Regions from separate parts of the Homo sapiens genome. Here region 2 is linked to region 1. The links are chromatin loops, found by intact Hi-C in ENCODE. Cell type or tissue: B cell. All regions are shown on one strand. Links, peaks and the distances in the headings refer to the core of each region. The heading gives the core; the rest is flanking DNA. Region 1 overlaps SLC12A6 (solute carrier family 12 member 6). Region 2 overlaps SLC12A6 (solute carrier family 12 member 6).

Evidence for each region. A loop is a pair of places that touch in the nucleus more often than their neighbours do. Peaks named below come from ENCODE experiments on the same cell type or tissue, not always from the same donor. Only the 100,000 strongest peaks of a DNase experiment are listed, where the experiment ranks them.
Region 2: it touches region 1 in a loop (2.1-fold over the local background); 6 of 110 quality-filtered maps call a loop at or near these places.

The regions. Positions count from the first base shown.
Region 1 is chr15:34,246,745-34,260,453 of GRCh38, reverse strand. SLC12A6 (solute carrier family 12 member 6) reads left to right here. Exons shown (of 26, transcript NM_001365088.1): 5 at 1,510-1,641; 6 at 2,666-2,812; 7 at 4,171-4,225; 8 at 5,062-5,192; 9 at 5,865-6,106; 10 at 8,070-8,284; 11 at 9,397-9,555; 12 at 9,725-9,823; 13 at 10,099-10,156. Among named protein-coding and RNA genes, the nearest start is that of EMC4, 29 kb to the right of the region's middle. RefSeq lists a silencer at 2,740-2,940. In B cell, for the core only: no CTCF peak of the experiment used is centred there; no DNase peak of the experiment used is centred there.
Region 2 is chr15:34,295,999-34,312,757 of GRCh38, reverse strand. All of the region lies in intron 2 of SLC12A6 (solute carrier family 12 member 6), which reads left to right. Among named protein-coding and RNA genes, the nearest start is that of SLC12A6, 33 kb to the left of the region's middle. In B cell, for the core only: no CTCF peak of the experiment used is centred there; no DNase peak of the experiment used is centred there; H3K27ac peaks cover 1,686 bases.

The DNA.
Region 1 (13,709 bases), core at 1,430-9,429:
ACCCCGTCTCTACTAAAACTACAAAAAATTAGCCGGGCATGGTGGCGGGCGCCTGTGGTCCCAGCTACTCGGGAGGCTGAGGCAGGAGAATGGCATGCACCCGGGAGGCAGAGCTTGCAGTGAGCCAAGATTGTGCCACTGCACTCCAGCCTGGGCGACAGAGCAAGACTCCGTCTCCAAAAATCACTGTAGGAAGCAGGCTTCCAGATTAGCAGGACCTTCATGTCCTTTTTTTTAATTGTCAAATAATAACTGTATATATTTATGGATTACAATGTGATATTTTGATATTTGTATGCATTGTGGAATGATTAAATCAAGCTAATTAGCATATATATCACCTCGTATACTTATCATTTTCATGGTGAAAATATTTGAATTTGACTTTCTTAGCAATTTTGAAATATACAATATGTTAACTATAGTTGCTATGCTGTGCAATAGATCTCAAAAACTTATTTCTCCTGCCTAACTGAAACTTTGTATCCTGTGACTAACCTCTCCCCCTTCCCCTACATACACCCCAAGCTTTTGGTAACCACCATTCTATTACTACGAGTTCTACTTTTTAGATCCCACATGTAAGTGAGATCGTGTGCTATTTATCTTTCTGTGCCTGGCTTATTTCACTTAACATAATGAAGAGGACTTCTATATCTTATCTGAATAAGACAACATGGACTCTGTGGCCAGGCTCCATAAGCTGTGGCCAGGTTGTTGAAAGGAGCCTGGTTTATTTCAGCACTACCTTTTTCTGGCCTTTGACAATGATGCAAGTGCCACTTCTCTCAATGTACCATTTTTAGTTTGTTTTTGAGACAGGGTCTTGCTCTGTCACCCAGGCTGGAGTGCAGTGGCACGATCACAGCTTGACCTCCTGGGCTCAAAGGACCCTCCTACCTCAGCCTCCCTAGTAGCTGGGACTACAGGCATGTGTCACCACACCTGGCTGATTTTTAAATTTTTTGCAGAGACAGGGTCTCACTCTGTTGCCCAGGCTGGTCTTGAGTGCCTGGGCTCAAGCGATCCTTCTGCCTTGCCCTCCCATAGCATTGGGTTAGCAGGTGTGAGCCACCATGCCCAACTCAATGTACCAATTTTTTTTTTTTTTTTGAGATGGAGTCTCCCTCTGTTGCCCAGGCTGGAGCGCAGTGGCGCGATCTCGGCTCACTGCAACTTCTGCCTCCTGGGTTCAAGCTGATTCTCCCGCCTCAGCCTCCCGTGTAGCTGGGATTACAGGCACGTGCCACCACACCCAGCTTATTTTTGTATTTTTAGTAGAGACGGGGTTTCACCATCTTGGCCAGGCTGGTCTCAAACTCCCAGCCTCAGGTGATCCAGCCACCTTGGCCTCCCAAAGTGCTGGGATTACAGGTGTGAGCCACTGCACCCGGCCTACCTGTGAAATATTTTTTCATTTAATTTGAAGTTTTCTGGTAGCAAGATTATTTTGATACTTATGTTCAGTGTTCTTTGTAGCTCATTTCTTCCATGTCACTGGCTTTATAGGAAGAAATGGACACCAGACCGAAGGTGTCTTCCCTCCTCAACCGCATGGCCAATTACACTAATCTGACTCAAGGAGCAAAGGAACATGAAGAGGCAGAAAACATCACTGAAGGGAAAAAGAAGCCCACCAAGGTGAGGCCTCAGAATAACAAGGAATACATAGAAAGAGCCCTGTATATAAGAAAGAAGGAAATACCTAAGGCACCATTCTGTGTTCAGCAGCTATTTATTAAATGCTTGAGAGGTGCCTGGAACTGTTCTGGGCACCAGCGTCATAGCACAAAGAAAACATATGATGCAGTCTAAATTCTGATGTGGGGATACAGTCCTTAAGCTGTTTTAACTGCCAAAGTATATAACATATTAAGTGTTGATAAATTCCCGAGCAAAAAATTAAGCAGAGTAGAGAGACTGAAATTGGCAAGGGATCCAGAGTGGAGGGCGTTGCTACTTACATAGGTTGGACAGGGAAAGCCTTTCTGACAAGGTGATATTTGAGGAGAGATCTAGCTGATGGGAGGGAGTGAGCTATGTGGGAAAAGAGCATTCAGGGAGAGGGAATAGCTTTTCAAGAGAAGAGTGTCCATACCCATCTGCTGATGCCATCTGTCTGTTGTGAAGTTGTTGGGTTTTTTAAACACCAAACATCAGTTTGTCTCAAAATGAAAATATAAGACATTCAGTTTACCATTCTGGTTGTTCAGCCCTTTCAAAAAGGGATAAAACGGCCCTCAGATCTTCATTTTGCCATCTAATTTATTTACTAACTACTGTGAAGAATTTATGCCAAATTCTGAAGAAATTCCATCAAGTCCTTATTGTTTTTAAATGAAAAAAGCCAACAGCTTTGAAAAACAAAATTTTAAATTGTTGTGGGTGCACATAAAAGTTTATTTGTGGCCAAATGCCTATGTATAATAAACACATGCAGGAACCTTTGTAAAGTTAAAATATATAGCTTTAGGAATAATAAAAGTATGGTGATAAACACTTGAAAGATGGAGATTTTATATGTGCCCTTTTGAAGGTATTGATTAAACTTATGATTTCTGCTTGGAGGTTAATATGGTAGTTAGGGAGCAAGTTATTACATAAAAGAATAAAAACCTCTCTTTAGGATAACTGTGTGATTTTTTATCAATGTCTTTCTTTCTAGACCCCCCAAATGGGTACCTTCATGGGTGTCTACCTCCCATGTCTACAAAATATTTTTGGAGTGATCCTTTTTTTACGCCTTACATGGGTGGTGGGCACAGCTGGAGTTCTTCAGGCTTTTGCAATTGTCCTTATCTGCTGCTGCTGTGTAAGTACTGCACTGGCTCCTAGAGATCACCTGAACGTTGCAAGTTCTCAAGAGCAGATGCACATGACCTCTTTGGGAATAAAACAAAGAATACTTAGGGAAGGACTCATGATCTCAACAGAAGAAATTATTCTGATATTAAAATCTAAAGGATTTTCAGTTATTCAGTGCCTGTTAGTCACTGCTTGCTATCTATTATATGATGTACTAGAAATTACAAAGCAAGACTTCAACTGAAAATGGAAGATAAAGTTCCTGTCTTCAGAGAATTCAGAATCCAAACTATTTGAGCTTGATAGCACCAAAGTTGTGACAGAAAATGTGTTAGAAAATGTGATGTATCACTCCAGTATATATTGAGAAACAAGACAGGTTATTGCGGATGTGAGGGGTATTTGGTTTTTTTATTTGGTTTTGAAGTTTCTTCCCTTATCCCTTCCTTAGAAATTTAGATGTTCTTTCCAGGTCTTCTCTCTACTGAGAACATTTTTATCTTCCTTTAATTTAAACTTCTCATTATGTATCCCAGACACACCTATGAATTTTATAGTTTTCTACTGTCCTTTTTTATCACTATGACCTTTATACCCTACCTGTATATTATCCCCAGCTGATGAGCAAAACAGGTTAAGCAGGCACAGTTCATATTTTTAATAACTTAAAATGTTCATGGTACCACCTTTTTTTAGTCTCAGGCTTAAAACCTCAAGGCTGTGTTTGGCTTCTTAATTGCTTTTCACATCTAATCAGCTACCAACGCTAATCTATTCTCTGAAATCTTTTACACTCAGCCCTTTTTATTCACACTACCACCACTATAGTTTTTACCTCTCACTGAACTACTATGGTAGCCTGCTAACCAATCACTCGGCCTCCAGCTACTCCTATCTGCAGCGCATTCTATACTGTGCTACCGGGTAATATTTTTAAAATGCGGTTCCTGTGTGCTCAGAAGCCTTCAGTGATTCCCTTTCTTACTGAACATTGTTCTTGATATTGTATTTAGTCTTTAGTCAGGTTCTAACCTATTTTCTGAGTTATTTCTCTAGTTCTTCCTTTTGAGTATACTATGCTCTATTTCCTGTGTAACTAGGAAATCCAGAGTGAGATTAGCAGTTCTTAATAGCACCTGACCTACTGATGTGGGAGCATTTTGACAGAATCCTCCAGATATTAGTGGTATGACTAGCGCAATGAATTGGACCATATCATCTTATTTCCATACCATTAGGTATGACTGTCCATAAAAGTAGGTAGAGTTAAATGTTTGCCAAGTGCTCTTGGAACACAAATGGAGAAGTAGTATAGAAATGTCATCTTTACACAGTAACAATCCTCTCCTTTCCTTTTCTCTGCAGACAATGTTGACTGCTATCTCCATGAGTGCCATTGCCACTAATGGAGTGGTGCCAGGTTAGTAGGTCAAGGTTGTATTTCAGGATTTATCAGTGTTGACTCTGTGTTTATGCTATAAAGCTAGAGGTGCAAACTTCTGAAGAATAGAATACTATTTGGTCTGTTCTGTGCTACAACAGAGTAATGGTCTATAGGACGTAGACATAATACTACTTGACTTTAAGATGCCGTCTTTAAAATCTCTTTATTTTTTAAACTAGAATGCATTAATTTCAGTCACATTCTTAGCTTTTATTAGTTGGAATATATATTTTTTTATAGACAGAGTCTCACTCTGTCACCCAGGCTGGAGTGCAGTGACACGATCATAGCTCACACAGCCTCCAACTCCTAGGCTCAAGCTGCTTTCCCACTTCAGCCTCCTGAGTAGCTGGAACTAGAGGTGTACACCACTATGCCTGGCTATTTTTTTTTTTTTACAGAGGTGACATTTTACTATGTTACCCAGTTTGGTCTCAAACTCCTGGCCTCAAGCAATCCTCTCGCCTCATCCTCCCAAAGTGCTACCATTAGAGGCGTGAACCTCCACACCCAGCCAGAATATATTTTATTGGGCTGTCTCATGTCATAGTAAATATTCTCTAATTTTTTTCTAAGTAAATGCTGGCAAACTATTGCTTCATATGGCTCATTACATTAGTTGTGCAGTATATCCCACAATAACACTTTCACCTTTTACTTCCCACTAGCACATCTTTTTATCACATTGAGGGTTTGCAGAAGCCTGAAACATTTAACCTTTATGTATATATTTTTTCTTATTTCTGTTTTATTCATATTCCTCTTGCTAATACACACTCTTTCTTCTATTCACCTTCTGTTTTGTCTTTTAGCTGGGGGCTCATACTTTATGATTTCCCGGGCACTGGGCCCAGAGTTTGGTGGGGCTGTTGGCCTCTGCTTTTATCTTGGTACCACATTTGCAGCAGCCATGTACATCCTTGGTGCCATTGAAATCTTTCTGGTAAGTAATGACTTCATTGTGGTCTATAATATAGAAGAAATATTGATTTAGGTTTATTCTTTGCTATGAAAGCTTCTGAGAGATCAGCTGTGGGAATAAATCAGGTGATTGACTGCCAACGTCAGTTGGCCTCTTACATGAATATGAGGTGGAAAGGTTGAAATTCTGTTTGCCTGCCTGTCCCTTCCTTTCTACCTGATTGCCACCACTCTGCCACCTCATCCAAGAGGTTCAAGTCCAATGGGGAAAAAGTAAAATAAAGTTTATCTTTTTTGATATCTTCATCCCTATGAAATAAAATGCTTCTCATATCTCTCTTCACTGAGACATATTGTTTACTATTTAAAGTAGTGATAGTAGAGTCAGGGTTAAAGATCATCATTATAATTACTTTATATAACCCTATGAATAAAATTAATAATTTGTTCCTTTCCTTTCTTTCCATTTGGAAATGTAGTTATTCAGAACAGCATGTAGACCAAAAAAAAAAAAAAAATCCATGACATCCCATTTCTGAAGGCATTTCAGATCCTATTAGAAACTAGGCTAATTCCCCAGTCATTTTCTCTCTCAGCTTTGCTTTCTTTTGTGAAAGTAAATGCAAACGAATACAGCCTTTTTACTTAATTATTTTGAAATAACCTAATTTTCTCCTTTATTTTTACCTAACAGGTCTATATCGTCCCCCGAGCTGCCATCTTTCACAGTGATGACGCACTCAAGGAATCAGCAGCCATGCTAAATAACATGCGTGTCTACGGCACAGCTTTCTTGGTCCTTATGGTATTAGTGGTATTTATCGGCGTACGCTATGTGAACAAGTTTGCCTCACTTTTCCTGGCCTGTGTCATTGTGTCCATCTTGGCCATCTATGCTGGAGCCATCAAGTCTTCTTTTGCTCCTCCACACTTCCCGTACGTGTCTGTCTCTCTGCCTAGCCATCCTTATTGGGTAGTAATTGAAAATATCTGGTGGTGTGATAATTTTAAGTCAGAATTTCATAGAGTCTCTCTGAGATTTTCCCTCTCAGATAAGCCCAGTTAGACTTCCTTCCTCATCTAGGCAGGAAGCCTACCAGCAAACTATGTCCCGTTCATCCTCTTTCTTATGTCCTAAGCATAGAACTAGTAGCTGTAACCATCATTTAGGTTCAGATATTAGATTTTTTTCTCCCTGATAATTGTACATAATCTTTTTTTATTATACACATTTTGAACTATTCATAAAGGGCTTTGCAGACAGTGTAGTTATTGCCAGCAACCTTTATAAGGCCCACCTTGGCCTCCCGACGTGCTGGGATTACAGGCGTGAGCCACTGCGCCCAGCCTAGGTCAGGGCTTTTATCCATTACCCAAATAATGTACTTTGTACCCATTAAGTACTCTCTCATCATTCACCACCTCCTTCAACTCCCTAGTGCGAATACTTTAAAGTATGTTTTTTGAAGTAGTAATGGATTTGTGCACATCTGTGACTCACAGGCTCACTTTTCCCTTTGACTAGTGGCATAGGGACTAGCTGGCACTCAGTGTTATTTGTAGTCTTGTTACAGAATTATCTTGAAGAGTCATCTGGATTATCTGAGGATCAAACTCATCGGTTCTATGTTGATTTAACCAGATTACAGAAAAAAAGATTTTTCAAGACAAAAAGACAGTTCCAGTAGGTTTAATGACTTACCTCAAAGTTAATTAATGGCAGAGCAAGAAGATGAACTGTGATTTCCTGACTCCCCATTCAGTATTTCTTCTATGCTATGCTGCATGATGGCAGAAGTAGATTCCATCTTAAACTTTTAATCTGCTTATCTAGGGACTGTAATACAGCTGAAGGTCCTTTTTAGGGGCATAAAATTTCTAAAGGTGACATTCTGGTTATATCTCAATTTGGGAAATTCCATTTTGTCTCAGGTTCACCTTTGGGGCTTCTCCTCTTTTTTGATTAGTACACGGTCATAATGCATGGTATTTTCTTTGAGATATTCCAGCAAAACAAGACAAAAAATCTAGAATAATACATGAAACAAGACTGGGAAATGTTGAGAGTTGTTGAAGCTGAGTAATAGGTACATGGTTCATAATAATGTATTCAATCATTTTGCAAATTTTAGAAGTCCCTTTGTTGGACCTGAGAGGTATTTTAACTATGGATGTATTATTCCTTTGTTTATATTTGTGTCTCTGGGTTAAAGAAAAAAGTAAAACCAGCAGGTTAATATTTATGTTATCCTTACCGTCACTCCCACTGAGTCTAGGCTTAAATTCAAAAACAGTTTTCTCTTAGGCCATAGAGGGATCTGCCTTTTAATTCTGACCAAGCTGTTTTCCTTGCAACAGTAGCCAGAAGATTCAACCTTTAGCATAACATTTTCAAGGTGTTTGTTATGAATGTTAGGCTTTTCTAGGCCAAAAAAAGAGGAGTGCTTTTTACTTTATAAGAACAACAAAAGGACTTCAGTATTCTTTTAGACCTAACAATTTTAGCCAAAAATTTTGGAAGATGAGTCAGCATAATGTCTTCAGACAGTTCTTCAATTTGACTTCCTTCACTGCCACCACCTATGACCTTGGACAGATAACTGTATTTCCCTAACCTTCAATTAACTCCCTGTCTTCCTAAACTTCAGTGCCTCCATCCACAACATAGAAATTCTAATACATTGTGAGGTTGCTGTAAGTATTAAATTGGCAGAAAATGTAAGTCACCATTCACAGTGTTAAAATAAATTATAAATAAATAAACATTAGTTCCTTTCCCACCCATAACAGTAGAAGCTCTTAAAGATGGGGTTCTTGTTTCCTTTACTAACCTGTTTCCTTTTTTTTTAATGTACTTTTTTTCCTTACTTGATCTTTCTCCCTATTTCTTTTCACTTAGGGTCTGCATGCTGGGTAACCGCACCCTTTCATCAAGACACATTGACGTTTGCTCTAAGACCAAGGAAATTAACAACATGACAGTCCCATCAAAGTTATGGGGATTCTTCTGTAACTCGAGTCAATTTTTCAATGCCACCTGTGATGAATACTTTGTTCACAATAACGTCACTTCAATCCAGGGCATTCCTGGATTGGCTAGTGGTATAATTACAGGTAAGTTAGGGAGTTATTGGACAAGTTTTTTCCTATTTTCTGGGGAAAATAGGCCTTGTCATCTTAGATTCCTCTACTGTCCATAAAGATTCACTGCCATGGTGCTAATTCCCTTCTTAAGCACACCACACAGCTCTTAATTCACCATATTTCTGCTTTTCCATTAGTAAAGCTGTCCTTATTCAGTACTCCTTTACAGAGTGATGTCTGCTAAAATTCACCTCCATTTCAGAGCAGAGTTGAGCAAATCACTTTCTAACCTTACGGTAAAATATTCCGTGTATTCTTGTAAAATTGCCAATGTTCTTCCTGCACTGACAGAATAGACCTGTTTTAATGTCCACATCCACATGTATCTTCCTAACTTAGCTAAATTCCTGAAACATTCCTTAAGTGTCTTCTATTATAAATGTTTGGTCTATAAATTTCTTTGCACATAAGTAAGTTTACATTAAGGTGTTAGAAACAGCACTGATGACAAATAATAATGGGATTTGTGGGGCATTTAGTTTTAGTCTGTTTAACTTTTACTAATTTGCATTAGTAAAGTTAAACTATATTTGCATGTACCAAATCATTTTGTCAAATTATATTTAAATTAGATAAGAAAGAACATTATGTTTAGCTGGGCGCCGTGGGTTATGCCTGTAATCCTAGCACTTTGGGAGGCCTAGGTGGGAGGATCATGAGGTCAGGAGATCGAGACCATCCTGGCTAACATGGTGAAACCTCGTCTCTACTAAAAATATAAAAAATTAGCTGGGCGTGGTGGCAGGCGCCTGTAGTCCCAGCTACTCAGGATGCTGAGGCAGGAGAATGGCGTGAACCTGGGAGGCAGAGCTTGCAGTGAGCCAAGATTGTGCCACTGCACTCCAGCCTGGTGACAGAGTAAAACTCTGTCTCAAAAAACAAACAAACAAAAAAAAAACTATGTTTTTATTTATGTGTGTTTTATTGTGCAATGTGTGTGTATACATGTGCTCATGTAGAAGCAAACACACCTTTAGAAACTGTATAAATGAGGAGCCTGATTTTGAATGTTTGGGTAGAAAATTAATTATCTTTTTTTTTTCATACTGCTGCTGCTTAAATTCCCATTTTTCCCACTGCAGAGAATCTTTGGAGTAATTACCTACCCAAGGGAGAGATCATCGAAAAGCCTTCAGCCAAATCTTCTGATGTCTTAGGCAGCTTAAACCATGAATATGTTCTTGTTGACATCACCACCTCCTTCACGCTTCTGGTGGGAATCTTCTTTCCCTCTGTTACAGGTAAACACATAGGCTGTTGTATATTTTAGAAGCTGTCAGACCCACGGAGTGATTTTTCTCAGGAGGCAGAATTCTCAGGGTTCCTAGATTTGCTTCTACTCTTTGCTATCAGTATCAATATCAAAGTGTCCAAGAAGTTAACTTGGTTTTTTCCCCCTTATCTCTAAAGGTATCATGGCTGGATCAAACAGATCTGGAGATCTGAAAGATGCTCAGAAGTCTATTCCGATTGGTACTATCCTTGCCATCCTGACCACCTCCTTTGTTTGTATCCTTTTTATGGATCCAGTCTGAGTCTTAGTCATAGGAGCATCCAGTAGAACTAGATGATCAGTATTTTTATCCTGGTAACAAAGATACCTGCTTTCTATCACTTCACTTCTTGCCAGATTATCTGCCTACCTCATATAGAAAATTCAAAAAAGAATTTATAGGAGTATTTAGCAGCTCATTTTACTGACAGAAGAAAGTGTCTACTGAGTGTCTACTTTCTATCTCATGTTAGAGGGTAAACAACAGTTTCCTTGACTCTCAATATGGTAGATTTAAGCAATGTTGTCCTTTTTGGTGCATGTATTGAAGGGGTTGTTCTCAGAGACAAGTGAGTAATGAATTTCTTTGTAACAATTATGTGTGTGTCTGCCATGACTTCTGATCATTCCACATAGCTCCAAGACAGTTACAGACTCAACACAGCCAGGCACCGTGGCTCATGCCTGTAATCCCGGCACTTTGGGAGGCCAAGGCAGGTGGATTGCATGAGCTCAGGAGTTCAAGACCAGCCTGTGCAACATGGCAAAACCCTGTCTCTACAAAAAGCACAAAAATTAGCCAGGTGTGGTGGTGTGCACCTACAGTCCTGGCTACTTGGGGGACTGAGGTGGGAGGATCACTTAAGCCTGGGAAGTCAAAGCTGTAGTGAGCCATGATTGTGCCACCGTACTCCAGCCTGGGTGACAAAGTGAGACCCTTTCTCAAAAAAATAACCCAACCTGAGTTATCAATCATGACTAACAATAAGAAAATATATGAATGTAGTTCCCAAAGGGGCCAGTATTTTCAGTGAATATATGAGACAGTTAAATACAGTCCTTCAAAAAAGCAGTGAATGTGTCTGAATAATGAGGACTTCCCTGTCCATCAAGAACTGTTCAGAAACGAGACCAAAAGTCAAGAAGGGCAAGTAAATAAAATTTCAAGTGTCTCTAGCATCTCCTTTATGAGAGATAAGTATCTAATTGTGTTTGGCATTCTAAATAAAAGCCTGAAACTTACTTTCTTCATATTCTGTTCTTTTCTCTTCTCTTCTTTTCTTTTCTACTTATTTATTTAGAGACAAGGTCTTGCTCTGTTGCCCAGACTACAGTGCAGTGGTGCAGTGACAGCTCCCTACAGCCTCAACCTCCTGGGCTCAAGTAATCCTCCCGCCTCAGCTTCCCAAGTAGCTGGGACCACAGGTGCATACCACCACACCCAGCTAGTAGTTTTTTTTAATTTTTTTTGTAAAGATGGGGCCTTACTATGTTGTCCAGGATGGTCTGAAGCTCCTGGGATCAAGCAATCCTCCCACCTTAGCCTCTCAAAGTGCTAGGCTTATAGGCATGAACCAACACACCCAGCCCTTTCCGCTATTATTTTATTAAAATTTCCCATACTACACAGATGTATCCTCTATTCTTTATCCACATCACTCACTTTGTACAGACCTTCAGGATTTTTGCCTATGTTATTGTAATAATCTCCCTTTTAGTTCTAGCCTCTAATCCTTCTTCCACACTGCCACCAGAATGACTTTTCTAAAACACAAAATTTGAACATACAAACCTCCCTGCTTCAGAGCCTGCCAAAGCCTGTTAAAATCCATCACTGTAATCTGGCCCTCTCTACCTCTTTTTACTGTTATCTCCTGCCATTCCCTCATAAGCTCCCTAACTTAGAGTTTAATATGTCTTATTATGTCTCCACGTATAAACACATTTGTCTGTGTTATTTCCTTTGCTTAGAATAGGTTACTCCCACCTGGCCAACTCATATTCATCCTCTTAGAGACTAGGCTAAGGGTCTTCTCTCCTGTAAAGCTTTCCCATACTCACCCAAACAGAGGTAAACACTCCACCTTGTGTTCAGCAACTCCATTTGAATATACTATATTATAGCATTTATGATGCTATATTGCAGCTACTTGTTTTCATATTACTCTCCCCTACACGTTGAGCTCTTTGAGGACTCGAAGCCTAACAGATGCAATATAAATATTGTTGACAAAAATAAAAAGCACAATATATATATGTATATAACACAGTATATGTGTGTGTGTGTGTGTGTGTGTGGGTGGGGGTGTATATATGTATGTATATAGTATAGTATATTACTATACCATTGTAGTAGGAAATTCATGGAGCTTTGGTAAGTTACACCATGATATAAAAATTATTATTGAGAGTGTAAATTAGAGTATCATTTTGGAAAATTATTGGTTATTATCTCCTAAAGTTGAACATGTGCTTACCTATGACTCAGCATTTCCACTTCTAGGTATATCTAACAGAAATGCTTGCACATGTGCATCAAGACTAATTCACAAGAATTTTCACAGTAGTGTTATTCTTATTTATTTATTTATTTATTTTTGCCTGCTTCATTTTCTCTTCATAAGTATTCTTAATAGCCAAAACCTGGAAATAATCCAAATGTCCATCGCTAGTAGAATGATTAAATTATATATTCATGTAATAGGAAGCCATACAGCAAAGTAAGTCATAGCAATATACACCTCCCCCCAAAAAAATTCACAAGCAATGCTAAGTGAAGAAAACCAAACACAAAAGTATGTACTGTGTATCATTTATATAAAGTTTTAAAACGGTAAAACTCTATAGTATTCAAAGTCAGAGGGCTGGGTATGGTGGCTCATGCCTGTAATCCCAGCACTTTGGGAGGCTGAGGCTAGAAGATTGTTTGAGGTCAGGAGTTCCCAGACCAGCCTAGGCAACATAGCAAGACTTTGTCACTACAGAAAGTAAAAAATTAGCTGGGCATGGTGGCGTATGCCTGTAGTGCTAGCTACTGGGAAGGCTGAGGCAGAAAGATCACTTGAACCCAGGAGGTTGAGGCTACAGTCAGTCATGATCACAGCATTACAGTCCAGCCTGGGTGACAAAGCAAGACCCTGTCTCAAAAAAAAAAAAAAGTCAGGATAGTGGAGAGGAAGAAAGGACTAATGAGTGGGGATGGGCATAAGAGAGAATTTTGGGTACTGGCAGTGTTCTGTTTCTTGACCTGCATGGTAGTAGGTCAACACCTACAGCATGGGTGTTGGATTTGTAGAAATCTTCAGATGTGCATTTGTTGTTTTTTTGCACATTACTTTTTTTTTTTCCCCTAGATGGAGTCTCGCTCTGTCGCCCAGGCTGGAGTGCAGTGGCGCAGTCTCGGCTCACTGCAACCTCTGCCTCCCGGGTTCACGCCATTCTCCTGCCTCAGCCTCCCGAGTAGCTGGGACTACAGGCGCCCGCCACCACGCCCAGCTAATTTTTTGTATTTTTAGTAGAGATGGGGTTTCACTGTGTTAGCCAGGATGGTCTCGATCTCCTGACCTCGTGATCCACCCGCCTCGGCCTCCCAAAGTGCTGGGATTACAGCCGTGAGCCACCGCACCCAGCCTTGCACACTACTTTTTGTGTGTGATACTTAATAAAAATTGTTAAAACGAGTAATTAAACTGATGCTATGTTTCACCCATCAAATTAGAAGTGACCTTAATTTTTTTTAATACAGAAGACTGGTGTGGAGTGTGCATGTGCCACAAGACTTGAATCTTCTTATATTTCCAGTGGGAGTAAAATTTAGTACAAACTTTCTGGACAGCAGTTTAGTAGTGATTTTGAAATGTTTTAAGATATTGATCCCTTTGGTTAGTTATTCCCTCTTAAGAATCTGCCATAACTTAGCTGGGCACAATGGCTCATGCCTGTAATTCCAGCATACTGGGAGGCCAAGAGGGGAAGATCACACGAGCCCAGGAGTTCATGACAAGCCTGGGCAACAAGGCGAGATCCTGTCTCTACAGAAACTTTTGTAAAAGATTAGTCAGACATGGTAGCACACACTTGTGGTCCCAGCCACGTGGGAGGATGAGGCAGGAGCATCGCCTG
Region 2 (16,759 bases), core at 4,283-12,282, 49 kb before region 1:
GGGTTGCCACAGACTTTAAATTTGTAAACAAACAAAAAACCCCAAAGTATCTGTGAAGCACCATAAAGCACAGCACAATAAAACAAGGTATGCCTGTATATTAGAACCCTGCTTAATTTCAAAACCCTGGGTTTCGAAGGGAAAAGCAGAAACTCGGACTTTCCTTACGTCTTTCTTGACTGTTTTCTTCCTACCCATTCTGTTTTCTCAGCAGCGTGTGCTCAGAAACAGTACTTAACCACACACTGTATTATAATAATCTGTTTACTTGATTCTCTCCCCTGGTACACTGATTATAAACTCCTTGAGGACTTCGTCAGATCATTTTCGTATCTCCAGGTCCTAAGGTAAAAATATGGCACATAATAAGCAACTCAGTGAGTAAGACATGCTCCCTGCCTTTTTTATTCACCAAACACATGTTCAGTATAAATATGTCAGGTATTGTACTTACTTTTTTCCTAAGGCTACAGAAGTATAGGATGTACGGGAGGATCCCCACCAAAGGCAGCAGAATGAGAGTCAGAGACTTCACTTTAAATCCCAGTCCTACTAATTATTAGTAGTGATAATTTGTTATTAATTATTACTTGAGTGACTTTTGCCAAGCTGTTTAACTTCTCAAGGACTACTTTCCTTCACTGATAAAACAGAGAATAACAGCACCTGCTTTACAGGGTGGTTGTGAGGATTACATGGGATTATGTACCATCTATAAAGCACTTAATACATATGTGACAGCACTCAAAAATAAGAACTACTTTTAGTGGTCTAATAAGAAAAAGAAACAGATTTGGATAACAGATGATAGAATAATAATATTAACTGGACGGGACCCTGGACAGGTATCTCAGAGGAAGGGACACAATTCTTGCAGGAAGGTTTAGAGGCAATGATAAAAAGAACAATACAAAGGAATGAGAGCAGGGTATAGCACATGGGAAATAAAAGTTTAGGGCAGTTAGCACATTGGGCATGTGGTAAAGAGATAAGAGATGAGGGAGAGAGGTAGATTGAGGCCATTTATGGAAGTGTTATTAATTTCATCCTTTCTCCACTCTGTGGGATAGTGGGTGGTTATTGCCTTTTTAGTGATAATCTGAGGCTGGTGAATAAGTGACTTGCCTCAGGCCACATGGTGAGTAGCAGAGCCAATGTTCAACTTATAAATTCTTTGTGCTCTCCACTATACCATGATGCCAAATCCTAGCTTTTTACTAATAAGAAGAGATTACTTTATATCTTAATGTGCCTGAGCCACAGATTTTGATGTGAGCATTATCGAAACTGTGATTTTTAAAAATAGGACCAATATAACAAAGTTTTACTGATTATTGCATTTACTTAATCAGATATGAATTTCCATTCATTCATTTATTTAAATATTTATTTCCACTGCTTCACTTGGCTAGCCTAAAAATATATGTATTAAAAAATAAAAATAAATATTATGGTTAGTATTTTTGTGAAATAATTGTTCGAGATTTTCTCCCCTGCTCCTCAAATCTTATATTGCCTATGGATTAGGCAGATTTGAATTGATAAACTTGCCTTCACTGGACACAGATTGCCATTTAGAAGATTTTCTCTCCTTTAAAATAAGGTTCTAAGGAAATTTTTAGAAATGGACCTATAGCACAATAGAGAGAGGAACCTGTACTGGTATTGAAGAGCATCTCCAAACAGTAACTCACAAGTAATACAAATGGTAGGAGAGCAAACTATGAGACAAATTTCTATTAAATGAGGTTTAAATTTTATTGAGAATCCACAGGATGTTAGACTATTAACTAAATAATTGTTACCCATGAAAGCTTATGTTCTAAAAAAGGTGATTTGGCTGGGCTTGGTGGCTCATACCTGTAATGCCAGCACTGTGGGTGGCCAAGGTGGGCAGATCACTTGAGCCCAGGAGTTCAACACCAGCCTGGACACGGGACACACACACACACACACACACACACACACACACACACACACACACACACTTGAGCCCAGGAGTTCAACACCAGCCTGGACACGGGGACACACACACACACACACACACACTCTTGAGCCCAGGAGTTCAACACCAGCCTGGACACGGGGACACACACACACACACACACACACACACACACACACACACTTGAGCCCAGGAGTTCAACACCAGCCTGGACACGGGGACACACACACACACACACACATACACACACACACACACACACACAGTTGAGCCCAGGAGTTCAACACTAGCCTGGCCACGGGGACACACACATACATACACACACACACACACACACTTGAGCCCAGGAGTTCAACACCAGCCTGGACACGGGGACACACACACACACACACACACACTTGAGCCCAGGAGTTCAACACCAGCCTGGACACAGGGACACACACACACACTTGAGCCCAGGAGTTCAACACCAGCCTGGACACGGGGACACACACACACACACACACACACACTTGAGCCCAGGAGTTCAACACCAGCCTGGACACGGGGACACACACACACACACACTTGAGCCCAGGAGTTCAACACTAGCCTGGACACAGGGACACACACACACACACACACACACACACACACACTAGCTGGGCGTGGTGTTGTGTGCCTGTAGTCCCAGCTACTCGGAAGGCTGAGGTGGGAGGATTGCTTGAACCCAGGAGGTGGAGGCTGCAGTAATCCGTTATCATGCCACTGCACTCTATCCTGGGCAACAAAGTGAGAAAGTGAGACCCTGTCTCAAAAAAAAAAAAAGATTATCTCTTTTTATTCACTAACATTAAAATAGATTGAAATAGACAACTAAAGAGCTTCTCTGTGTCAATAAAAATCTTTTCTATAGTGATTGAAAAGCCTTTTATTTTCTAGTCCTTTTAACAATTCATGGGAGGCTTTTACCAGCCTAACTAACGGAAATTTAGATCTGCACGCTTTAAAATCTCAGGATCAAAGCTTTATCCTTTTTTTAAGTTGGCTCTGTGAGGCATGTTTTCCTGCCTCCTTCCCCAACCCGCAGTATCCAGCCATTGTCAGAAAGACTAATACCTCTCTGAAATATCTTCCCAATTCTGTTTACTATATCTAAGACCTTAATATAAGAATACAAATTTGATTCCTTTCAGATTTTTACATTTTAAAACTTTGTTTAGATTGTGACCCTTCTTTCTCATATTACAATCTCAGACACTTTGATTTCTTATTTGAGCACTGTTATCATCGGCTTTTTAGAATCTCTCACTTCCAAAATTTTTCTAGCTTAGTATACCAACCTTCTGTCAACTGTCTGCTACTTTTGCCCCACAAGAGATACACCAGATTTCAACTGATTTAATTCTATAAAGATAAAAATTGCTATAAAATATGCATATTGCTTAATTTTTAAATTCTATAGTCAAAGCAATATTTAGGAATATAAAAATATATTAAGTGTAATTTTAGTGTATTATAAAATATTCAAAAGATTTTTAAATTTCGGGCTGAATTTAGACATATGGCATAGGTTAACAAATTGATTATAAGCTGGTAAATTTAAAGAATCGAGAATTTCTTGCTTTGGCCAGGCTGAAAGAGGAAACAATTTTACCCAGAAAATGTCATCAACATTTCAGTAAAAATACCAACTACCATTGTTGAGCATGGTGAGTAGCAGAGCCAGTGTTCAAACCAGGCACTGGTTTGTGGCTTATTTAATCCTCACAACAATCAGGACAGGTAACCATTATCACCATGTTAAAAATGAGGAAAGTGAGGTGCCAAAAAATTAGGAAGATTATTTAAGTGACAGATTTGGAATTCAAAATAAGGGCTGTGTAGCTCTAAAGCCATTATTTTTCGCCACACCACGCTGTTTCTACTTTAAACATATATGTAATTATTTGTGTTTTCTGAACTAGGCTGCTCTGTTTTTTCAGTAGTTACTAGTTCTTCTTAAGCTCTATTATCTTCATGGATTTAACAAAATTAATTGAAAGTTAACTGCTTCTTCTACCGTTTTGTTTTGGATTGCTTTTTTATTTCGCATAGAGTATTTACAAATGTAGAATATTCTTTCAAATGGCACTAAAAATTGAGAAATCTGAACTTGACTTAATCCAACAATCTGGTTTGTTTTTTTTTTTTTTTTTTTTTTGTCAGGTGGACAGTGTCTGGCTTCCTTGCTCAGGCTGAAGTGCAGTGGAGTGGTCTCGGCTCACTGCAACCTCCGCCTCCCAGGTTCAGGCAATTCTCCTGTCTCAGACTCCAGAGTAGCTGGGATTACAGACATGCACCACCATGCCCGGCTAATTTTCATATTCTTAGTAGAGACAGGGTTTCACCATGTTGGCCAGGCTGGTCTTAAACTCCTGACCTCAAGTGATCCACCCACCTCAGTCTCCCAAAGTGCTGGGATTACAGGCATGAGCCACCGTGCCCAACCCTTAATCCAACAGTCTTTAGTAGCTCTCCACTCCTCACATTTCTAGGAAGATGCAATTATCAGCGAGATAGAAATAAGAGACTTAACAATTCGCAGGAGACTTGTACCAGTCTAACTAATGGAAATTTAGATCTGCATGCTTAAAGACTAAGGGTTAGTGATGGAAAAAAATGGGCATATGGAGCAAGTGAAATAATTGAATTTTAATATCACTGAAGGTAGGTAAGATATTTTTAATATATTAAGAAAAATTATATTTCATTTTCATGGAAATGAAGCTGAGTAAAAACTAAATTCTTTCTAGAGAAAAATACTAATATAGGTAGAATATAGACATGGCAAAGATTAAATATGGTACATAAATAACAAATGATTTTAATAAATTCTAAAGCCTCATATGGTAAATTAGATCTCATTTATTTTCCTGTATTCTTTCCATCAACATGTAACCTTTTGTGACAGAAGATTCTGATGGTTATATTAGAAACAGTGAACCTATAGTAAAAGCCCTAAAAGTTGTCTCCATCTTCCCCTTACTTCATTGCCTTCGTTCATATTTTTTTCTTCATCTCAACTTTCTTCTCTTCTGCTGTTTCCTGCCTACAGTAAAAAAAATTACATATACCCACATTCAGTTTCATTACTTCAAGACCAAGTTCATACTTATTTCCTCCAAGATGACTTTCCTAATCTTCTACTCCAACTTTGATTATATCATTAATTGGTATTAATGGGTGGACATGGTGACTCATGCCTATAATCCCAACACTTTGAGAGATGGAGGCTGTAGACCAGGAGTTTGAGACCAGCCTGAGAACATAGTGAGACCTCATCTTCAATTTTAAAAATAAAAGAAAAATGTAAAAAACAAAGAAAAATAATTGGTATTTATCAGCAGTCAAATATTCTTGCAGTAACACTGTAATTATATTTTATCTCTTCACCTGTATTGAGGGTGAGACATAGTGTTTTAATATTTTTCTGAAAATTACATATTTTATTTTTTATTGTGGAAATTTCAAATTCGGAAAAGTTTAGTGAACTTCCTGTTCATGTCTGTTACCTGTAGGTATTCTTCTTTATTTTTTAGATATGCTTTATATTTAGGGATGTCAATCCCTTTGGGAAATAAATTCCAAATGTTTTTCCCCATCGGTATTTTTTTATCGAGGTGCAGTTGACATAAAGTTAACTGTACATCTTTAAGGTGTATATTTTGTTGATGAATTTTGACATTTATATGCCCATGAAATAATTATAATGAAGATAGTGAACATTTTCGTCACCCCCAGAAGTTTCTTTGTGCCCTTTATGCCCCACTCACCTAATTCCTTGGTCCCTAGGCAACCACTGTTCTCTTTTTCTGTCACCAAATTAGTTTGCATTTCCTAGAATTTTATATAAATGTAATCATACAGTATGTACTCCTTTTGGTCTGACTGCTTTTATATAACAATTATTTTCAGAGTCCATCTAATCAGTTTCCTTTAATTTTGACTTCCATTAAGATCTTCCTTATTTCTTAAATTTTTTCTTCAGAACTTAATACTTAGGGCAGTAGTTGAAAACAATGCAGTCCACAGATGTTTGGACTTTACAGTGGCACTTTAAATTTTTGACTTACATGCCAAGATTTTAATGCTTTTAGGATTAGTCTGTAAACAGGACTGACTTTTCAGAGTGAGTTCTGGGAAGGTGGCTACTTGAATATCTCACTATCCCTCCATTCCTGCTTCCAGCCTGTATCTGTCAATCTTGAGTGAAGTGGCTCCTGGATCTGATGAACAGTTGGTGCAATTGAGGCCATGGGCTGTGTGAGAACTCTGTCAGGGAGAGTTGGTACAGGACTTTTCCTCTAGACAAGAGCCTGGAAAATCTCAGGATAAGCATAAGAATGGCAAATCCAGGAAAGAACTTGGTTTGGTAGATATCCATGAATTCCTGGAGGGAAGGAGAAAAGGAAAGAGCCATGGGTCTGAGATCTTCCCATCCCTGTGGCTGGCATATGTAAGGAGACCTGAGAGCAGGGAGGCTTCCTCCTGGGCCTCCACAAGGGCTGGTGGCTTGCCTGCTGCAGCACTGCCTACCCACAGGGGTAGAGACTGCTTTGCCTTTCCATTTTCTTGAGACTGCTACCGCTTGTGGTCCTCCAACAACTAAATCTCATCCCCCATGAGGTGACAAAGATAAACAACCCATCTGGGGAAGCCAGGCAACCTGAAAGAGAAAAACCACTTAGAATAAACAATATATTGAGTTAGCTAAATAGAAATGCTGGAGGAGGCTGGGCACGGTGGCTCACGCCTGTAATCCCAGCACTTTGGTAGGCCGAGGCGGGCGGATCACGAGGTCAGGAGATCGAGACCATCCTGGCTAACATGGGGAAACCCCATCTCTACTAAAAAAAGATACAAAAAATTAGCCGGGCGCGGTGGTGGGCGCCTGTAGTCCCAGTTACTCAGGAGGTTGAAGCAGGAGAATCACTTGAACCCAGGAGGCAGAGGTTGCAGTGAGCCGAGATCGCGCCACTCCCTTTAGCCTGGGTGACAGAGCGAGACTCCATCTTTAAAAAAAAAAAAAAAATGCTGGAGGAGAGAGAAACTTGAACATGAAAATAATAATGGGCCACATTTAAGACTTTATGGAACAAAAAATGTGATTTTTCCACCTAAATAATTATTATCACCTGACTCCATTTATCCTCACACACTTATTTTTTTTAAAACTATCTCTGCTAGAGTGTAAGCACCAGGAGAACAGGAACTTTTTTGTCTTGTATTCACTGCTAATCTGTTGTCAACTCTAATACCTAGAACACTGTCTTACACATAGTAGGCGCCCGAAACATAATTATTGAATAAAGGAATGAATGAGTATGAACAATTATTGACCTGGAAGATCAAGTAAAATAAATATTTCAAAGCATGGAGCCAAAAAAAAAATACAAAAAAAAAAAACTTTTAAAAAAGAGACCTATTGGATCGATTCAGGACACCTAACATGGCTAATACAAGTTCCAGAAGAAGAAAAAGGAACAAATGGAGAAGGAATAATTAAACAACATAAAATTATTTCCTGAGCTAAAGACTTCAGTGTGCAGAATGAAGTTCTGGGGGAGATCAGTGATGAAAAACACATACATAGGGATATCCTTGTAAAATTTTTGAGCTCCAAGGATTCACCTTGGAGGCTTCCAGATAGAACAGGTTGCACCTATCAAGTAACAGACTGGAATCAGAATTCTAATTCACAACACTGGAAACTAGGAGATGGTAGAAGAGTATTTACAGATTGGGGATTTCACAATCCCAAATCCCTATTTCCCTTGAAGATATTTCTCCCCTATGAGGGGAAACATGTTACAACTATACAAAAATTTCAAGGATATAATACCCACTTAACTCCTCTGAGAAAATTCAAGAAGGGGTTTTAGCCAAATAACAAGTGACCTAGAACAGAGATCACATGATGAAAGGGATAGAAATAATGGAAAATGACAGACTCTTTGGGAATGTATTATGTAAATGCTAAGTAAGGTTTTTAACCAAAGGATGCATAGTTCAGAGAACAATAATATTTACAATGTGATAAGTAAGTCAGGGCAGAACCTCAAAACTGTGGGAACAAAAGGAAGTAACAGCTTTCCAATTAAGGTGAGGAGAGGAAAAAGCACCAATATGTACATGAAAAGATGCTCAACATCATTAGTTATTAAAGAAATACACATCAAAACCAAAATGAGGTACAGTTTTTTCACACTCACTGGGATGGCTATAAACAAAAAGACAGATATCAAGTGTTGGAAAGGATGTGAAGTATTGAAACTCTCATCTGCTACTAGTGACAATGTAAAATAGTACAACTACTTTGGAAAACAATTTGACAGTTTCTTAAAAAGTTAAACATAGAATTACCATATGTCCCAGTAATTAAGTGTATTTCCACACAAAAACTTGTACAGGAATGTTTATAGCAGCATTATAAATAATAGCTAATAAAGAAGTAACAGCCCAAATGTCCTCCAGCTGACAAATGAATAGATAAAATGTGATATAGCCATATAATGGAATATTATTTGGCAATAAAAACAAAGTACTGATTCCTGCTATAACATGTGTGAAGCTTGAAAATGCAAGTTAAGGAATCTAGTTGCAAAAAACCCCAAACACATACTGTATGATTCCATTCGTAGGAAATGTCCAGAATAGGTAAATTTATAGAGGCAGAAGTTAGATTAATGGTCGTTTAGTCTGGATAGGGTTGGGGAGAGTGAGATGGGGATTAGCCTGCTGATGGGTAGAGGGTTTCTTTTAGTGGGGAGACAAAAATGTAAAATTAGATTGTGGTGACAGCTACACAACAGTGTGACTATATTAAGAAACACTGAACACTTTGAGTGAATTATATGGTGTTGTCTTAGTATGTTTCATGCTGCTATAACAATACCACAGACTGGGTAATTTATAATGAATTGAAATTTATTGACTCGTGGTTCTGGAGGCTGGAAAGTCCAAGACCAAGGTGCCAGCATCTGCTGAGGGCCTTCTTGCTGCATCTTCCCATGGCAGAGGGCAGAGAGGGTAAGAGGGAGTGAGAGAGAAGGGGACCAAACTCCCTATTTTGTTACAAACTCTCTTGATAATGACATTAATCCATTGTTGAGGGTGGCTTAATTACCTAATGGCCTAATTACCTCTAATTAGTCCCCCACCTCCCAGTGATGTTGCATTGGGGATTAAGTTTCCAACAGATGCTTTTGGGAGGATATATTCAAACCATGGCAGGTCTGTAGTTTATGTTTCAAAATGTATTTTTTTTAAAGAGGAACTAGTGTTGATAATACACAGCAGCTTGCATGAATCTGCAAGGCATTAGGCTCAATGAAAAAAAGGCAGTCTCAAAAGTTTATATATGATTCCATTTATATTTTCTAAATTATTGAAGATCATGACACATTTACTATTCAAAGTATACACACTAAAAACAATGTTTTTAAAAAATTCCAGAATACAGTATATATAATAATAGTTTCTAGTTTAATGTCTGGGTTTAAAACTTTAGGAAATGTTATGTTCAGCCTACATTAAGCAGTTAACCTTTGACTGTAACATGAAATCAATATAGGCTCTTAAAATATTGGAAATGTTCACAGTAGTCTCTTAGTCCCCCTAATTCCCCTTTTAACTCCTTAGTTCCTAATTTGTTGTTTAGGCCAATTTTCTCCCCTTCTTGTTAAGAAGATAGTCTCTTATGGTCATGTTTATTTTTCCAAAACCATCTTTAAAATGAAAATGTGAAATATGTTTCCACAGTGCATGAAAAATAATTTGGATCATCCACAAGACCAAAGAATGACATAATCTTTTTTTTTTTTTTTTTTTTTTTGAGACAGGGTCTCCCTTCTCCCGTCTGTCACCCAGGCTGAAGTGCAGTGTCATGATTATGGCTCATTGCAGCCTCAGCCTCCTGGGCTCAAGCAATCCTCTCACCTCAGCCTCCCAAGTAGCTGGGACTATAGACATCCACTACTACGCCAGGCTAATTTTTAATTTTTTTGTAGAGACAAATCTCCCTGTGTTGCCCAGGCTGGTCTTGAACTCCTAGGCCCAAGCAATCATCCCACCTCCACCTCCGGAAGTGCCAAGATTATAGGCATGAGCCACTGTGTCACCCAGGCTGGAGTGCAGTGGCACAATCTCAGCTTACTGCAACCTCCGCCTCCTGGGTTCAAGCAATTCTTTTACCTCAGCCTCCCGAGTAGCTGGGATTACAGGCTCCCGCCACCACACCTGGCTAATTTTTGTATTTTTGTAGAAATGGGGTTTCACCATGTTGGACAGGCTGGTCTCAAACTCCTGACCTCAAGTGATCCACCCGCCTCGGCCTCCCAAAGTGTCAGGATTGCAGGCATGAGCCACCACACCTGGCTAGCCCATAATCTTCTTTATACATAATTTTCTTCAGTAATATTTGCAACAGCCTCAAGATCCATCCTCCTTTGTTATTTCTTAGTAAGTTTTTTTTCTTCTTTTTTAACTGTGTAGGTACAGTCCTCTTGTATCATTTATACTTTTCTTGACTGACCAGTTTGTGGATTTGGCCCAATAAACTCTCTTTATATTATACTTTGGCCTTTATTAAATCTACTGTCTGGTATTACTCTCACCATCTTCTCAGTGTTATAGGCTGAGAAGAAAATTACAACCATAGGTTGTATAAGTTATAGGCTGTGAATTAGAAGTATAACTATCTTCATCACTGCTGAGTTCTTCAACTTCTAGTGGATTTATCTCCACATATTTGGAAGAATTTCAACACAACTTAATCTAATGTATTCAGAACACAGTTTACCTCATTTGCATTTTCTTTATACAAATCTGAGCTCAAACAAAAAGTGGTCTTAACATTTCTCTTGCTTGGGACACTCCACTAAATAGCACTGGTTTGCTTAAGAGCCTCTGTTAATCTAATACTTATTCTTAGCATATGTACTGGATTTTGAAGGACATTGTTGATGAGTACCCAGTATTAGTGGCAGATCTGCAGGCTGGTCTCGAACTCCTGACCTCAGGTGATCCGCCCACCTTGGCCTCCCAAAGCACTGGGATTACAGGCGTGAGCCACCACGCCCAGCCTTGTCTGGCTGTCTTTTCTTTAAAATAAGTCAGATGGATCAAAGAGACGATTGCTAAGTAAATTCACATACAATTTCTTCAGGATTCATGTGTTGTGTGTTCTGCTCCATAGGCATGTTTGGCCCTACATTTTCACTACTTTCTACCTTAATTACCATTTTCTTCCTTCTAGTATCTAGACTTGTTGGGAAAAATTGGAATGACAGCATTACAGTCATAGTGTCAATAATTTTTTTCCCTCTGTTTCCTTCTCTAGCATTCTGAGCCCTTGGTCTCAGGTGCTTTCTCTTTCCATTGGCTTTTAGGAAAGTTCATCCTTCTGTCTTCAGCTCTTATGTTTTGATGAGGACTTTGTTTCTTTGTTTCCATCATCAGCCTTTATTAAAACTAATCCTGAATTTTGGTCTCTTGGTATTTGTCTTTGAAATCACTTCAACATGAGTCAGTTAACAAACATGTTGAGGCCGGGCCTGGTGGCTCACACCTGTAATCCCTGACCTCACCTGAGGTCAGGAGTTCAAGACCAGCCTGACCGACATGGTGAAACCCTGTCTCTACTAAAAAAGACAAAATTAGCCAGGTGTGGTGGTGCATGCCTCTAATCCCAGCTATTCAGGAGGCTGAGACAGGAGAATCGCTTGAACCTGGGAGGCGGAGGTTGCAGTGAGCCGAGATCGCGCCATTGCACTCCAGCCTGGACAACAAGAGTGAAACTCCTTCTCAAAAAAACAAAAATGTTGAACATTTTATAAATGTTACATGAAGCTCTGTCTGTATTACATGAAGTTGTAATTGTCACAGCAACGTTAAAACAAAATTCTTGTCTCAAAATGCTTATAATGGGCAGATAGGACCCCTGCCCCTCATGCCCCCAAACCTGCTCCTCTCATTCTTTTTTTTTTTTTTTTTTTTTTGAGACGGAGTCACTCTGTCTCCCAGGCCAGAGTGCAGTGGTGCGTCTCAGCTCACTCACTGCAATGTCTGTCTCCCAGGTTCAGGCAGTCCTCGTGCCTCAGCCTCCCAAGTAGCTGGGACTACAGGCACACACCACCATGACTGGCTAATTAAAAACTTTTGGGTGTGTGTGGAGACAGAGTCTTCTATGTTTTCCAGCCTGGTCTGGGCTCAAGTGATCCTCTTGCCTCAGCCTCCCAAAGTGCTGGGATTACAGACATGAGCCACTGTGCCTAGCCACCTCCTTTCATTCTTAATCCTGGCAGCTGTGTTATGGCTAGGGGTAGGGGAGTAGGGGAATCTCACAGCCATGAAAACTGATACCACCATAAATTCATCATTTCCAACAATGTTGTACTGTCGACACTATTTAGACATTCTGTGTGATTCTAGTTAGCTTCCCTTCTCAATCCTTACAGAGTTAAAATGCTTAAGACCTCAATCCTCCATTCTCATATAGCTAAACCTTCTACTTCACAGAGTAAACTGTATTTCTTTATTTCTAATATTCTTCTTCATAAGTTCTTACCAGCATCTGTGTTGACACCTATCCTTTACCACCTTCCTTGTTGTCGTTCAATATTGATCCATACACCTGTGCTCTAGAACCTTTCTTGCTTCCTAACTCTTGTGATTTCTAATTTTTTTATTGACTCCTTCCCCCTTGATATATTACAATATTCAATCTCTCTGTCACTCTTTCCTTTTCTTTCTCGCCGATTTTTGCTCATTTAGTCTTCCAAATAATTCTCAAATTTGTCCCGTTCTCTCCATCTTCACTGCTACTATCCTAGTCCATTGTTATTTTTTGTCTAACCTCCTAAAGCCATCCATTACAGTAATTACCAGAGGAATTTTTCTCATATGTAAATCTCATCCTATTACTCCCTCATTTAAAACCCCCTAATGTCTCCCCATGCTGACAAAGTCTGTACTGCTTAGCAGGTACATGTACCTACACGATCTAGAACATCCCAGCTTAATAGCTTCCTTGTTTATTACTCTTTTGTACATACTGCACACCAGATATAATGAATGTTCTTGAATGTCTCTGTTGCTTTAACACATTTATTCCATCCTCTTGGAGTGTTCTTCAGTTACCTAGCAAACAATCTTCATGTTAAGACTGAGCTCAAATACCACTTCTTCCTTAATGGTCCCTGTGATCACTCCAGGAAATGTAATGTAATGTACACGCTACCATACTCTATGTCTACACCTCCAATATAGTACTTTAGTCACCCACTGCAATCACTTGTCTTACCCGTATGTGCTGTAAGCCCCTTAGGGGTAGCTGCTGTGCTCTATTCATCTTTATGCATCTCCAGTGCCTAGCACATAATCTGACATTTATAGATGCTTAGTAAATATTTGTTGAATTAATATGTTGATTAATTAAAAGATAATACAAGGCAGCTTATACCCAACAGTTGAGAAAAGGTTAAACTAAAATATAAAGGGGCTTAAATGCCAAGCTGAAGTTTTTCGAGTTCACCCTATAAGCCAATGGGTCCAAATAAGTAAACCACAATCTATTTATAAATGTCTACACCAGTAGCCTCCGCTACCACCATCATCCCCACCATCATCCCCCAGCCTGAGATTTCAAAGTAGGAACAAAGGTAGAGCTTACAAAGGCAGCCCTTCCCCTTTGCTTTGAGGGACTCAGATTAGTACCCCACACATGATGTAGATTACAAATAAACAAGTGAAAATGATCTTCACAAAATGTTTGGGGTCTCCTGGCAGTGTCACTTGGAAAGCTTTCAAAGTATTTATTTTGTTGTTTAAGCAATGATGCAAACTGATAAAGGCAGAATTTTAGGATTATTAGTATGGAGGAAAATGTAGGATTGTTTGAAGATGGGAGAATTGGTGGCAATTGGTCTAAGCTGAAAAGGATGAGAATCTAAATGATGGCAGTGCAATGGAATAGATTGGTGTGGAAGCATACTGAAGCCACATTTAACTGGATTTGATGACTAAATATTGAGACTGAGGGAGGAAGGGGGAAGAATCAGGTTGGAAGTACATGTGCTCACTGCTTCTGTGTACCCACTTTCTCTGTGAATGACAGGATTCTTTTCTTCTTTTTTATGTTAGGTATATTAAATCCTGCTATTTTATCTCTGGAATGTCTCTCCTCCATTTCCCCCCACCCATTTTTCTACTTTTTCATGAACTAATCATCCTTCAAGATTTAGCTCAGTTATCCCCTTGACAACATCTCTTACCATTGCTTTATTTTTATTTTATTTATTTATTTATTTATTTATTTTGAGACAGAGTCTCACTCTGTCGCCTAGGCTGGAGTGCAGAGGCACCATCTCAGCTCACTGCAACCTCCGCCTCCCGGGTTCAAGCAGTTCTCCTGCCTCTGCCTCCCGAGTAGCCAGGATTGCAGATGCCCACCACCATGCCTAGCTAATTTTTGTATTTTTAGTAGAAACGGGGTTTCACCATCTTGGCCAGGCTGGTCTCAAACTCCTGACCTTGTGATCCACCTGCCTCGGCCTCCCAAAGTGCTGGGATTACAGGTGTGAGCGGCCTATTTTTGTTCTTTCCTTCTTGAGTCCCACAGTATTTGTACTTAAACTGTAATAATTTTATTGTTTCATAATTGTGTATTTTTCCCCTCTGAACTTCTTGAGAGCAAATGGTCACTGTTTTTGATATCCATAGTGCCTAGCATGTACCTGACATATAGTAGGCATTCAGAGTCTTGGTTGAATTAATATTAATAACTACTACTGCTGTCCTAGACAGTTAGCCTTAGAGATGTTTGCACATGGACAGACCGCCGTGGTCTATTAATGAGTCTGCCTGCCTGTCTCTAATATATCTAGCATTTATTTCTTTTTGCATTTTTGTACTCATGTTTCCTTGCCTAAAATACTGCTTTCATTTTTAGACTTCTACATAGAGAATTTCAGTTGTTTTCCATCTCCTTTAGACTCCTCTATTTGCCTTCCAAGATTTTCCTAATATGACCCAATCTTCCCAAGCAAATCTTTCCAGACATGTGCTGTATTTATTCCTCCTCTGTGATTTTGAGCCCTCCATGATTTTTAAGGTTTTCAAAAATCCTCCTTCAAGTTCACACTGCCTTGATCAATGTTGCACGTCTCCCTGTGGACCCTCACACTGCTTCCTGCTAGTGAGATGATCCAAGACCACAGCTGAGGCCTGGCTTTGCCATGGTTCCATTGGCTTTATTGGCTACACCACCTTGGGCAAATCATTTCAGCTTTCTCTGAGCTAGTTTCTTTATGAATATAGGAATAATTCTTCTTCACATGGTTGCTGTGCAGTTTTTATGTGATGATAGTAGGAAATTTTCCCTAAATTCAGTCTTTTAGAGACTACCTTTGTAATCTTTCTATTTTTATGGATCATCTTTGTGTTTATTTAATTTTTTTCTTAAATTGAGTCACTGCTTTTATGGTTTCCTTTTAAAAAGGAACGTTGTCACTAAATGAAATACCAGCATGCTTGCCATAAATAGAGTATAAATTAAAAATAGATACAATAAAGCAGCTAATCTTGTTAGATACTGTTGCCAAGCTTAGGCTCTGACTAAGCCTGTTAAAAAAGAGATTAGCAACATTTGAAGAGATTTTAAAGATATTCTAGCACAAACATTTTTAAAAATGATATTTGGCAAAGTGCTTCCAACTTTCAGTTAGCTGGGTTAATGGCAGGATGAGGGGAGAAGGTAGAATCAGTTAAAACTTATCAAGATGTTTAGTAGAAAATGAACTTAATAAACATTTGTAGTTAAATTTTCAAAAATTTGATTCTTATGGAGTTATCAGAAGTATACAAATAACACAAGTAAAACAGTTTGGTTACTAAAATTTTTTTTCAAATATCAAAGTAGAAGCATATCTACTTTTCTATGTGGATGTTCTTTATCTCTTCTTAATTTCTCTACCTTCAGTCCTGACTCTCTGTTGGATTCCATAACCACATGAGCTTTCCTTTACCTTCTCTGTGTTCTGCCATGCTCTTGGCAAAAAGGGATGGGGCAGTCTTACCTGGGTCGGCAATGTTTGTGAACTCTGCTGCATTAGCAACGCATCGATATGGCCATCTGTGGTCACTGTGTAGTTCCATGCACCAGATACCTACTCTGACTATTTGTAATTATTTCATACATGCCTTGTTGTGATCTTGTGCCTTAGATAATTATCTTCCCTGGATAATTAAAAGTTATGTATATTACCATTATTCATTCTTGTACCTAAATTTTAGGAACAACCAGTATGATATAGTAGACAAATCAGAATCCAAGTTCAAGCGAGTCTTTTTTGAAATTTACACTCAGTTTGCCTTGGATGAACCATTGAGCCTAATCTTGCTTTAGCTTTTTAATATTTCCTATCTGTATCACAGGGTTATCATGAGAACCAAAAGAAATATGTGAAAATATTTTAAAAACTGTAAAATGTTACTATGTGTAAGTTACTATTATTACCATCATTCTTTCTTAGTTTCTTAAGTTGAAGTTGACTTTTCAACTAGATTATGAGCTGCTTAATGTCAGGAAATATCTTATGCTCACTCTTGTTCCCCACAGCATCCAACACAGCTTTAGGCATGTTTAAAACTTATGGAATTAAATTATCATTGTTTATTTGAATTGGAATCATTAATAAAATTGTACTGGGAAATGTAGTACAGACAGTCCTTAACAATTACTATTATAAATAATTGTATCACAACATTCCAAACTGTGTGTTTGTTTGTTTTTGA